2 separate regions of the Mus musculus genome follow, and region 2 is linked to region 1. Evidence: chromatin loops called from intact Hi-C (ENCODE). Cell type or tissue: heart. All regions are shown on one strand. Each heading gives the region's core, and the rest is flanking DNA. Links, peaks and the distances in the headings are about the cores only. Region 1 has its middle 10 kb from the start of Gm46301. Region 2 overlaps 2610035D17Rik (RIKEN cDNA 2610035D17 gene).

Region 1 (5,370 bases), core at 285-5,284:
TGTGTGAGAGAGAGAGAGAGAGAGAGAGACAGACAGACAGACAGACAGAGACAGACAGAGACAGAGAGAGACAGAGGGACACAGAGAGACACACACAGGGAGACACACACAGAGAGACAGAGAGAGGAGAGACAGACAGAGAGAGAGACAGAGAGAAAGAGAAGGAGGAGGGGGAGGGGGAGGGGGAGGAGGGGAAGGAGCTACATTGAGCTAGTCACCTTGTAAAGGTACCTGCTGGTCAAGCCTGGCAACCTGAGTTTGAACTCTGAAACTCACATTAATGTGGATGGAGAGAATTTACTCCACAAAATTGTATTCTGATATCCACATGCACACCACACACCCACATCACAGTGCATGTACACACACACACACACACACACACACACACACACACACACACACACCTTCCCTAATGGAAAAAGAAAAAGAAAGGAGCTAGAGAGATGGCTCAGCAGTGAGGAGCACTGGCTGCTCTGCCAGAGGCCCAGGTTCAGTTCCCGTCGCCCACATCATCACTCATGACCACCTGTAACTCCAGCTCCATGGTATCTGACACGTTCTTCTGCCTCTCTGGACACTGTATGTATGTGGTGCACTGATATACATGCAGGCAAAACTCTTACACATGTAAAAAATAGACATAAAAAAGAAGAAAAATAAGAAATAAAAACCTGCCAGTGTCCAATGATATCAATATGATAAAACAGTAGGAAACCATTTAAAAGCAATAGCCATTTACTGATATGTAAAATTATTTCTTGTATTTTTTATGTCCAAAGTACAGAGTACTAGGTATGTTTATAATACTTTCATGTATTATTTATATGCTAATGAGAGAGAATAATTATAGATAGTGATATAGATATGTGTGTATATGCATGTGTGTATGTATGTGTGTGCATGTGTGTATCTATGTTCATGTGTTTGCATGTGTATAGGTATATGTGTGTGCCTGTATACATGTATGTATGCACGTGTGTGAATGTGTGTATGTGTGCATGTGTATACATGTGTGTATATATATGTATAGGTATGTGTACATGTGTATATGAATGTGTATACGTGTGTAGGTATGTGTGCCTATATGTATATATGTGTAGGTGTGTATGCATATGTATATAGGTATGTACATGTGTGTGATGTGTATAGGTGTTGTGTGTACTTGTATGGGTATTGTGTGCATGTGTGTCTGTGTGTGTACATATGCTACTAGCCTTAATGATAATGTGTGGTTTCATTTTTTTCCCTTTCTCTTAAGTATTTTAAACATTTTTATCATATAGTAGGCTAAATCTACAAAGTAATAAATAGAATGAATAGTAAATTAACAGTGTGCTGAAGCAAAGCTGTTTAAATATATATTAAAAAATAATAGTATCCTGTCCTTTTCAGCCCCACGGCTTTGGTTAATCTCATCACTGTGGCTGTGAGTTTCACACCCTCCCATGGCAGCAAAGCAGTCTCCATTTCTAAGTACACTTAGATTTCTTCTGCAAGGGAGGAGTACGGGATCAGCAGCCAGAGGCCCAGGCTTTGAAGCCCTCCTGCCTACTAAGACAGGCTCCTTCTCTGCAACTGAGGCAGGGATATTGGGCTGAGCAGGAGCAAGGGGTGTGGGTTGGACAGAGAGAGGAAAAACATGTGTGGTATCAGGGACTGGGACACATGGCCGTTACTGAGGACTCCCTAGGTTAACACTGTGAACCGTCTCCATGTGAAGACCTGGCGCTTTCTCAGTCTCTGCCTAGTGTGGAAGCCATCCAGGCTGCACAGGGTTGGAGCCCGGCGGAGCCTGGCTGTGCAGATGAAGGGGTGATAGTCCTCCACCGCCCCAAGCACTTCCCGTGCTTCGGAAGCATTGCTTAATTCTGGAAGTCCTGGATGCAAAGCCAGTGTCCCAGGCAAGCTTATCTGATGGTCTCACTGAGATGTCAGAGCTGCCTTGCTGTCTCTCTGACCCTCTTTAGGTTCTGAGCAGTTCCGGGGAGCAGGATCTGTTGGTGGATAATAAAGAGGGTGCATTTCTCATCATAGCCTTACCTGGAGAATGAGCTAGCATACACGCGTGCAAGAGAGAGAGAGAGAGAGAGAGAGAGAGAGAGAGAGAGAGAGAGAGAGAGAGTGTGTGTGTGCATAAACTCTCTGCTTACAAGATGGGGCCTACTCATGTATCTTAAAGTGAGTCAAGACCCAAGTCCACCTACTCAGGCCCTGAAAAGTTTGAGTGGGAAGGAAAATTCTGGGAAAGCGAAAGCTGTGTCCAGAGTCAGCTGTCAGGTTCTTATGATACCAGGCACGCAGAGGAGGGATCCATCCCTCACTTACTCCGGGCTGTTCACTGCCTGTGGCAGAAAGGACAACCTGGAGGAGATGACCTTTCTGGAGTGTTGGAGGTAAACTGTAATCCCAAAAGCCTTGGAAACACAGGGGGCATGAGAGCCCGAGACAGTTTGCTGCAAGCTTGGGTTTGGCCCGCCCGATGGAACCTGTCAACAGCTAGAATGTGTGGTCAGATGGGGCTGGAGGGCTCCTTCCTATCACCAGCGCTTGGATCTCAACCTCTTGAGTCATCTGTGATGAAACCCTTTATCAGCCTGGGAGGAGGCAGCCCCAGGGGAATACGACTCCATCGGAGGGCCTCATTTTGAGTAAGGCCACATCCGGAAGGACCAGCCAGGATGACTTAGCCTCAATCCGCACTCCAAGATAACCAAACAAGTTGCATGGCTGGAGGGACTTACCCAGTTATTCAGCTCTCCATCTGGGATCAGGGGAACAGCAGCAAAGCCAAGCTCACTTAACCCTTTGAGTACCAGGCGGTGGCCATCCTGAGCTTCACCCTCCTCCTCTCCCTCCTCCTCTCTGAGCCTCCACCGCACTCTTTAGAAATGAATGCCCACTTAAGGATGAGGCATTTGGCTTCTGTAAGAGATTAGAAAGTTGCTTCTAAGACTGGGAAGGCTGATAGCCCAGTGGGGGCATTGGAGCTTTCTCAGAGATGTTCTAGAAAAAGAAACATTTGCTGTCCTGACAGGGACAGGGTGCTGGGGAGACAGGAGGAAGGGAGAAGGCACTGTGCCTTGTGTCGCCAAAGGCTTCAAGGCCGCTCTGACTTGCATGGGGGAGAGGCTGGCCTCTCGAGCCAGCTCGTGAGTGACAGGGAGGTGTTAGCCGCCCCAGATGGTTATCCCATGATTGGAATGATGAGGGAGGCTGGAATTTTGACTATAGCCTTGAAAGACTATTTTAGTCCACTGTGGGCCTGGGGTGGGACTAATGTAGGAGGCTAATAGAAGAATGAAGAGCCTGTTGTATGTATCCACTGGGTGTACAGTGATACTTAAACAGCAAAGGAGAAAAGATATGCCCAGTAGTGATAATGCTCCTGGGCTTGCTTTCTGTCTTCTTAACCACACTCCTTACTCAAATGTTTCTAGAAGTTTCCCCCAAAGGTCCAATAGCATGAGGGCTTCGAGAAGAGGCCCCTAGAAAATGAGGTATTGAGCTGAGGGGAGATCAGCACAGGGACCTGAGGAGAGGGGTTGTGGCCCCTCTCAGGACTGGCATGCCAATGCAGTGAGACTCTTCACTTGTGGACAACATCAGGGAGGGCTACCCATTTGGATTCACTACCAAGATTTCCCATGGGCTCCTAGGAACCTGTCACTAACTGAAGAAGTATTTTCCACAGAAGTCTCATTCCTCAGAACGGGATTCAAGAGACATAGCTCTGCTGGTGGGGTATGGGTACAGATCAGAGAGTTGATCCCCAGTACCCTATATGTAGCAGGCATGGTAGCCCATGTCTGTAGTACCAGCCCCAAGGAAGCAGAGGCAGGGGACTCAGGATTCAATTCAAGGTTCAAAGTCAGCCTGGGGTACATGAGATTCATTCTTAGAAAACGAAAGAAGAAACAGAAAGAGGACTCTCTGGTTTAAAGCATGCAGTGCTCTTATAGAAAACCCAGTTTGGTTCCGGGCATCCCTACCAAGTGGCTCACAGCAATATATAATTCCAGCTTCAAGGGAACCCAGTGCCTCTAGGCTCCATGGGCACATGTATTCAAGTGCACGTACCCATACACTTATGAATAATTTAAAATGAATCTTTTTAAAGAGAGAGAGAGAGAGTCAATGCGGAGTTCATGAAAGTAACCCAGTTGGCATTTTTTCCTCTCAAAAAATCTAAGTTGTTTCCCTTTGAGTGTTCAGTGTGTTCTTCTTCAGTGACCACTTTATTAGTGAACCAGAGAAATAGCCAGAGTTGGTCCTCGCATCAGACTTTTGCATCTTGTTCTTCCTTCAAAGCCGTCATGGTGAAGTCTGTTTGGCGATTTTGAGCTATCAATGGTTTCACCACTGAGGTGGTAATGTGCTGGACTTGATGGCCCAGGTGTGTAATTCCAGCTACTCCCAAGGCTGAGGCCGGAAAATCACAAACTCAGGTCAGGGATACAGAGTGAATTCAAGGCCAGCCTGAGCAGTTTAGTGATACCCTGTCTCAAAAAGAACACTCAAACGCTCAGTGGTAGAACTCTTGCCTAGCTAGCGTGTGGGAGGCCCTAGGTTCAATCCCCAGGACTGCAAGTAAACAAAAGAGGTGATGTGCTGTGTGCTGGCCAGACTGTTCTAGCCTTGGGTCAGTGATAGAAGCCAGGCCAGCCAAGAAGGTCTGCTGGGTTCTTTAAGTGGCCGCCCTATTATTGCTTGATATTTGGGAAGTTGGGCCTATGGCTGCATAGGGTCAACCTATGTGGGACACTGAGGTGGGTGGGTTTTGTGCTCTGAGAACATGGAGTAGAATCTAAAGAAGTACATGGCCTAAGTGTTACAGCCCCTTCCCCATAGTTACAAGGAGTGACGAATCATGGGAGATGGTTCCTAAGTTGCCTTTGGTACTTTGAACTAAGCAAAGATGTGACACAGGTGATGATAGGACACTGGGGGGCCTAAGCTGGATATAAGTTTCTGTGAAAGCCCAGAATGTGAGCTTTGTGACATCTCCTGTTGTTTTCTCTTTCTTTCTTTGTATGTGTGTCTCTCTGTCTCTCAGTTTTCACATGAGCTAAGGGGGATAGAGGAGGGAGAAAGGGAGAGAGACAGAGACAGAGACAGAGACAGAGACAGAGACAGAGACAGAGAGACAGAGAGAGCTGACCCGGAGTTCTGAAGGGCAATGACAGTGGGGAAGGAGAAGAATGTAGAGACACTGCATGACACATCCCCATGGTCAGCTCTCCTTGCCCCACCTAGAGAATCAGCATCCAATTTTGAAGCCCTCGGGACTCTTGCATTTTGTATGAATAAGGAAAGCCGTTTCCTTAACATTCTTTCAAAAATAAATAAATAACAGACTGATGTATCATT
Region 2 (5,370 bases), core at 158-5,157, 310 kb before region 1:
CTTTGTCACCGTGGTCTGACTTCCCTGCTGCGCACTGGCAGTTTATGAAGCAGGTGACTTGTGAGCATAGAGCATCCACAAAAGTGAGAAGGAGACAAGGAAATGTTATGTCGCTGTGTTCCGAGGCTTCCGAGAACAGCTGTTTCTGGGAGATGGCTCGGTGGGTAAAGTGTTGGCTCTGGAGGCAGGAGGACCCAGCCAGAGCCCTAAGATCTGCTTAAAAGCCAGGCAAGGCAGGGTTATGCTCTTGGCTGCTGTAATACCAGCACTGGGGAGGCAGAGACTGGACACATCACACACACACACACACACACACACACACACACACACACACACACACAACGAGCTCACTGGCCAGCCAGCCTAGGAAAATCGGTGAGCCTGCTGGTTTACTAAGAGACCCTTATCTCAAGAACCAAGGCAGAGATCAGCAGAAGAAAATGCCCAAAGTGGACTTCTGTCCTCCACACACGCAGGCACACACGCAGGCACACACGCCCCCCCCCCAACACATGTATACACTCGCACAAGCATGCAAGTGTGTTTCTGCAAGTGGGAATGTCAGAGCTATGAGCCTCCAGGGGAGGGAGGGTTGAGAACAGTTTCTTTGTATCTGGCAGTTGGGGTGTCATTGAATAACCTTGAGTCCTGGCAGCTCCAAGGGCGAGCTGGGCACGCTGGCCTGGAAGTCAATTGCAGAAGCCAGAGCAGGGAGGGGCCCATGCAGAAGGTGCTTCCGGGAGGGAGGCCTAAGATTGGTGTGGGAGTGAAGCTAGAAAGGGCAGGGTCCACCCTGAAGGCCTCAGCCCCTCACCTGCACAATCTCTCATGCCCAAACCTAGCTAGGCATTTCTAGCCAGCTCTGTCTGCAAAGATGCCCCTCCCTCTTGAAAAATGTGCACATCTCTGTCTGATAAAACCTTGTTCCCCCTGGAGGGAGAGAAAGGAGGGAGGGAGGGAGGGAGGGAGGGAGGGAGGGAGGATGGCGTCTGGAGGCAGGAAGCCAGTGTTGGAATCCAGGCCTGGCTTTGTCCCTCTCCAATGGGCAGCTAGGGGTAGGGTGTTTCATTTCTGGGTTCTGCCTTTCCTATAGAAAAAGATCATAAAAAGAACCCATCTCCTAAGGTTGTGGTGAAAGCTGAACAAGGTCCTGTGTGCAGTGGAGCCAGCACTAGGACAGAGATTGCATGTGCAGAGCCAGCACTAGGACAGAGGGCGCCCCACTGTTCTGTCCGCCTTTACACAGCACTGCCCCCTCTCATGTCTGCAACTCTATTTTCTGCTGGAAACGGTATCAGAATATATTAAGTAGAAAATTTCAGAAATAAAGAATTTGTAAATATTGAGTGATTTTTTTAACACCCCCCCCCCAGTGTATTGTTATAATTATTCTGGTTGTTTAATAGTTATTGATAATCTCTTAATTTGCTTTTCATACTAAATTCTATCATAGTTATAAATGTGCAGGAAAATAATATAATTAGGTCTTCAGATATACACTGGTCTGGAACACTCCTCTATTTGCAAAGTATGTGTTTTTATTTTTGTGTTTTGAGTCCTTCTTGGACTGTAATTTGACTCCAAGGACCAGATCTGTCCCAGGAGGCACTTGGAATTAAATGCTGAGTTCCAGAAGGGAGTGTTAAAGCCATGGCCTGTCAGGGCTGCAGGCGGCAACTCCCACTCGGAGGCTCCATTCCTTCCCACAGCCTGGACTCGCAGCTGCCTTGCTGTCTCTCTGTTGCCCCATCCCTGCATAATTCAGGCAGGCTGATAGGCCTGCTACTCAGGTGGTGCCCTCTCTGCCCCATAGCTCTTGAGAAACCTGTAGGCTCTGAGCACATTGCTAGAGGAGAGGGCGGTGCCTGGGTTATGACCTCTCTCAGAGTTGGAACAGGGTCTCCGAACATCCTCCAGGGCAGATTCCAGGTCAGCCCTGGAGGGTGTCGCATGCCTTGACAGATGGTGTCCGGCTGTAGGCTCCTGCCCCACGTCCTGGAATGAAGGCTTGGCAGCCCTGTTTTCTCCAGGGACAGTTGACACTGGGAACCCTGGACATTGTCCCTGAGCTCAGGGCATGCGTCTCGCGACCATTCGCAAACTGACCACTTGATGGCGCTGTGGCTCCACCGTGTGCCTGCTTTCTCCTCCGGGCCCCTGGCTGAGCTGCAGTGGTCATCCAGGCGCCCGACTGTGCCCTGGCTGCTGGTGGGGCGCAGCGCCTGACGCCTGCCCGTTCTGCTTGAGCACAAATGCAGAGCTCAGAGCTAGTTTCTCCTGCAGCGAAGGAAGTTTGGGGTGTTGGTATTGTGTTCTGTGCTGTGTGTTCCTGCAGCTTCCCCAGCAGCGGGTCAGACGCCCTAGTGTGCTAAAGAACGGTTTAGAGCCATCTGCATCCTGACCTGGTGGTGATCACTGTCTTTGGGGCAGAAGTGATAGCTAGTCTGAACTCTTGTCTAGAGTTTGTACTTAGGAGAGAAAGCTAGCTAAACACAGAATGGAAGAAGGGTAGGAAGAGGAGGAAGAAGAGGAAGAGGAGGAGGAGAAGGAGGAGAAGGGGGGGGCGGGGGAAGAAGAGGAGGAAGGAGGAGAGATTGGAAACTCTTTCCTAGATGAGCTTTGCAGTCATTCTGTGTCAAACCCTTCAAGGGGCGACCGAAAACAAAGAGCCTCCGTGAGTTTGCCTTAGAAATAGTTCTCTCCGAGGTCTATTCTGGTTGCACAAATGTGTACCCCTTCCACCCCTGAGCAGGGTCACTTCATTCATTCCGTTTTCAGTGCACACCCACTCACTGCGGAGCCAAGGGGTTTCCTCACAAGCTTGTTTGTAGATGTTGTTTTAAAAGCACGTCCTTCTTTGGGGTTTCTGTACGCAGAGGCAGGGGTTTGGGTCACCCGGGTCTCACTGAAGCTATGGTTTGGGGGGGGGGGAGGGGGGCGGGGGGCGTTTGGAAGAAGGTGATAAGATTGTCTCTTACAGGGAAAGCCAAATGAAGAGCTAAGCTCCTGATTGGAAGTGCTTTCCTTTTTGTAGCTCCATTTAAGACCAGGACTGTTCTCAGGAAAACAGAGTAGGTTCTGAGTTCAGGCCTCTCTTCTGGGGCTCCTCTCCCAGAAGCCCTCTGTCTCTGTGGAGGTCAGAGCCTTTCCCAGCTGCCTGGGCCAGTGACTGAGAGGCGAGTCCCAGGGGTCACTGCACCAGACCCTTGCCCCCCTGGAACAAATGCAGCCGGCTGGTGGGGGTGGGGGTGGGGGCTGGGGGCTGGGCTGCTCCTCCTAGATCTGCCTGCCCCTAGGGCCAGGCACAGTGTGGGGCCTGAGCTAGACTTGTCCAGAGGCAGGCAGGGCTAAGGGAGGTTGTGACCCCACCCCAGCTGGGGAGGGCAGTGGGAAAGGAGGAACCTGGAGAAGCTGTCCTAGCCAAGCAGGCTAACTCCCAGCTTCCCCTGGGCCAGAGGGCCCCCTGTCGCCTGGCAAAGGACAATTTGTACTTTTATTCTTACGCTATCCTAAGGCTCACTCACCTGCAAGTGTACTATCTGGTGCCTCACAGAGGCTCAGGAGTTGTGTGGCTTCTCAAAAAAGAGAAAGGAGACCACGGAAAGAGAGGCAGGAACGGAAAGGAGACCCACCATCAGTCACTGCAGCACGTGGACCCCCATGATAGCCCAGGAAAGCCCAGCGTGTCCGCTGTGTCCACACGGCCCCGAGCAGCTCTGTGCGAATGTGGCTCTTCAGCCATGCAGAGCTCTTGATTACCAAGACAGGAACTCACAGACACTCACAGTTCAGGTTTCAAGATGGAATACATCCATTTCAGTTACAGGGTGTGTGTGAAGAGCATGGAGTTGGTGGCCAGTCTCTTCCCTATATTAGAGTTCTGGAATCCATCTTGAGTTGGTTTTTGTCTACGGGACGGAGTTTCCTAAAAGACCATTGGTTACAGAAGTGCTTCCTGTGAGATAAGAGCTTTGCTTCGGTCTTGCTGTTTAGTCCTCCCAAGACCCCAGCAACTCCCTTGTGGTCACCTCTGGATGCCTGTGACACTGAGGCCCTGACCGACAGCTCTCTGCCTGATCAAGCAGATGTGACATCTGAGAGCCAGACTCGAGGCCCTGCTGCAAGGCCTCCATTGCCTTCCTCATGCTACCCTACCTCGTGTGGTCTGAGTCGGAGCCTTGTGGCTTTCTCCTCTGGTCATGGGTGGCTCTTCCCACTCAGACTCTGTGCGAGAAGCTACCCTGGAGGTTTGGACAGAGGAAGTTCAGGGGCATTCATCAAGGAAACCTCAGTTTGGGATATATGCCCTGCCAAGGTGACATGTGCTCTGTGTGTGTGTGTGTGTTCTACTGTGTCTTACCTGTGCTAGTGAATACCATTATTTTCAGGTACATGTATGTTTTGTGGGTGGTTTGCATGTGTGTGTGTGTGTGTGTGTGAGAGAGAGAGAGAGAGAGAGATAGAGAGAGATTGTCTGTATCTGTGTCTCTTTCTCTCTCTGACTCTGTGTGTGTGTGTGTGTGTGTGTGTGTGTTTACAAGCCTTATTCTGGGAATTGGAAGCTAGGAGATGTAACCAGGCAGAGGGTAGAGAACTTTTCTAGGCAGGTGGAGCTGTGGGGAGGAGAAGAGGCAGCCGCCAGGTCAGGCCAGGGCAGATGCAGGTCTTGGGTAGCTTCTGGGGCATCCCGCCTGACAGCGCTTGTCTGCTGAGGCTCCCCAGATGTCTTTCAAGAAGAAAAAGTCCTTTCATTGGAGAGGCTTCACAGGGCAATGCCTGAGGTGACACTTGGGTGTGAATGAGCTTCAGTCTGAAGTGCCATCCATCAGGGGAACACGAATGACTCAGCCCCTTCCACTTGGGAAGGGTGAAGATGGTACTGAGTGACAGCTATGGGTGGGCCATGAGAGGAAGCAGCCCCACAGCTCCACAGCCCCACAGTCTGAGGGACCGGCTTTGGAAGCTTGGTGACCACATTTGCCCTCTTCTGGGTCAGGTGTCCAAGGGGAGGGGCTTTTGGTAGACTGCTGTCAACCACAGCTGTCTGAGTCTCTCCACTGGCCGCCACTCCTGCAGGACTTGCTAACCAAGGCTGTCTCTTTTGCACTGTTTGACAAAGCACGGGAGAGAGTGGTCTATTTTATAGTTTTGATTGTGAGTCTAACCTCTAGTGGCTAAGCCATCCCTCCAGCCCTATGGTCTATTCTTAATGACATACACACTTGTTATAAAAGAGTCAGTCTCCATGGAGACAGGAACCATTGGAAGCCAGGGCTTAGGCTAGGCAATTGATCCCCGAATCACCACTGGGACTGGTCTCCATCTTTGTGTACCAAGAGATAGTCGCCCCCCCCCCCCCGTTAGCTCAGC

Evidence for each region. A loop is a pair of places that touch in the nucleus more often than their neighbours do. Peaks named below come from ENCODE experiments on the same cell type or tissue, not always from the same donor. Only the 100,000 strongest peaks of a DNase experiment are listed, where the experiment ranks them.
Region 2: a loop joins it to region 1, with 2.4 times the contacts of the local background. A loop is called at or near these places in 2 of 42 quality-filtered maps.

What each region holds. Positions count from the first base shown.
Region 1 is chr11:112,847,956-112,853,325 of GRCm38, reverse strand. No RefSeq gene overlaps it. Among named protein-coding and RNA genes, the nearest start is that of Gm46301, 10 kb to the left of the region's middle. In heart, for the core only: no CTCF peak of the experiment used is centred there; DNase peaks (open chromatin) are centred at 1,805 and 2,625.
Region 2 is chr11:113,162,049-113,167,418 of GRCm38, reverse strand. The region is part of intron 1 of 2610035D17Rik (RIKEN cDNA 2610035D17 gene); the gene reads left to right. All of the region lies in intron 1 of LOC115487747 (a long non-coding RNA gene), which reads left to right. Among named protein-coding and RNA genes, the nearest start is that of Gm39467, 31 kb to the right of the region's middle. In heart, for the core only: no CTCF peak of the experiment used is centred there; a DNase peak (open chromatin) is centred at 2,048; H3K4me3 peaks cover 1,021 bases; H3K27ac peaks cover 2,567 bases; H3K27me3 peaks cover 1,038 bases.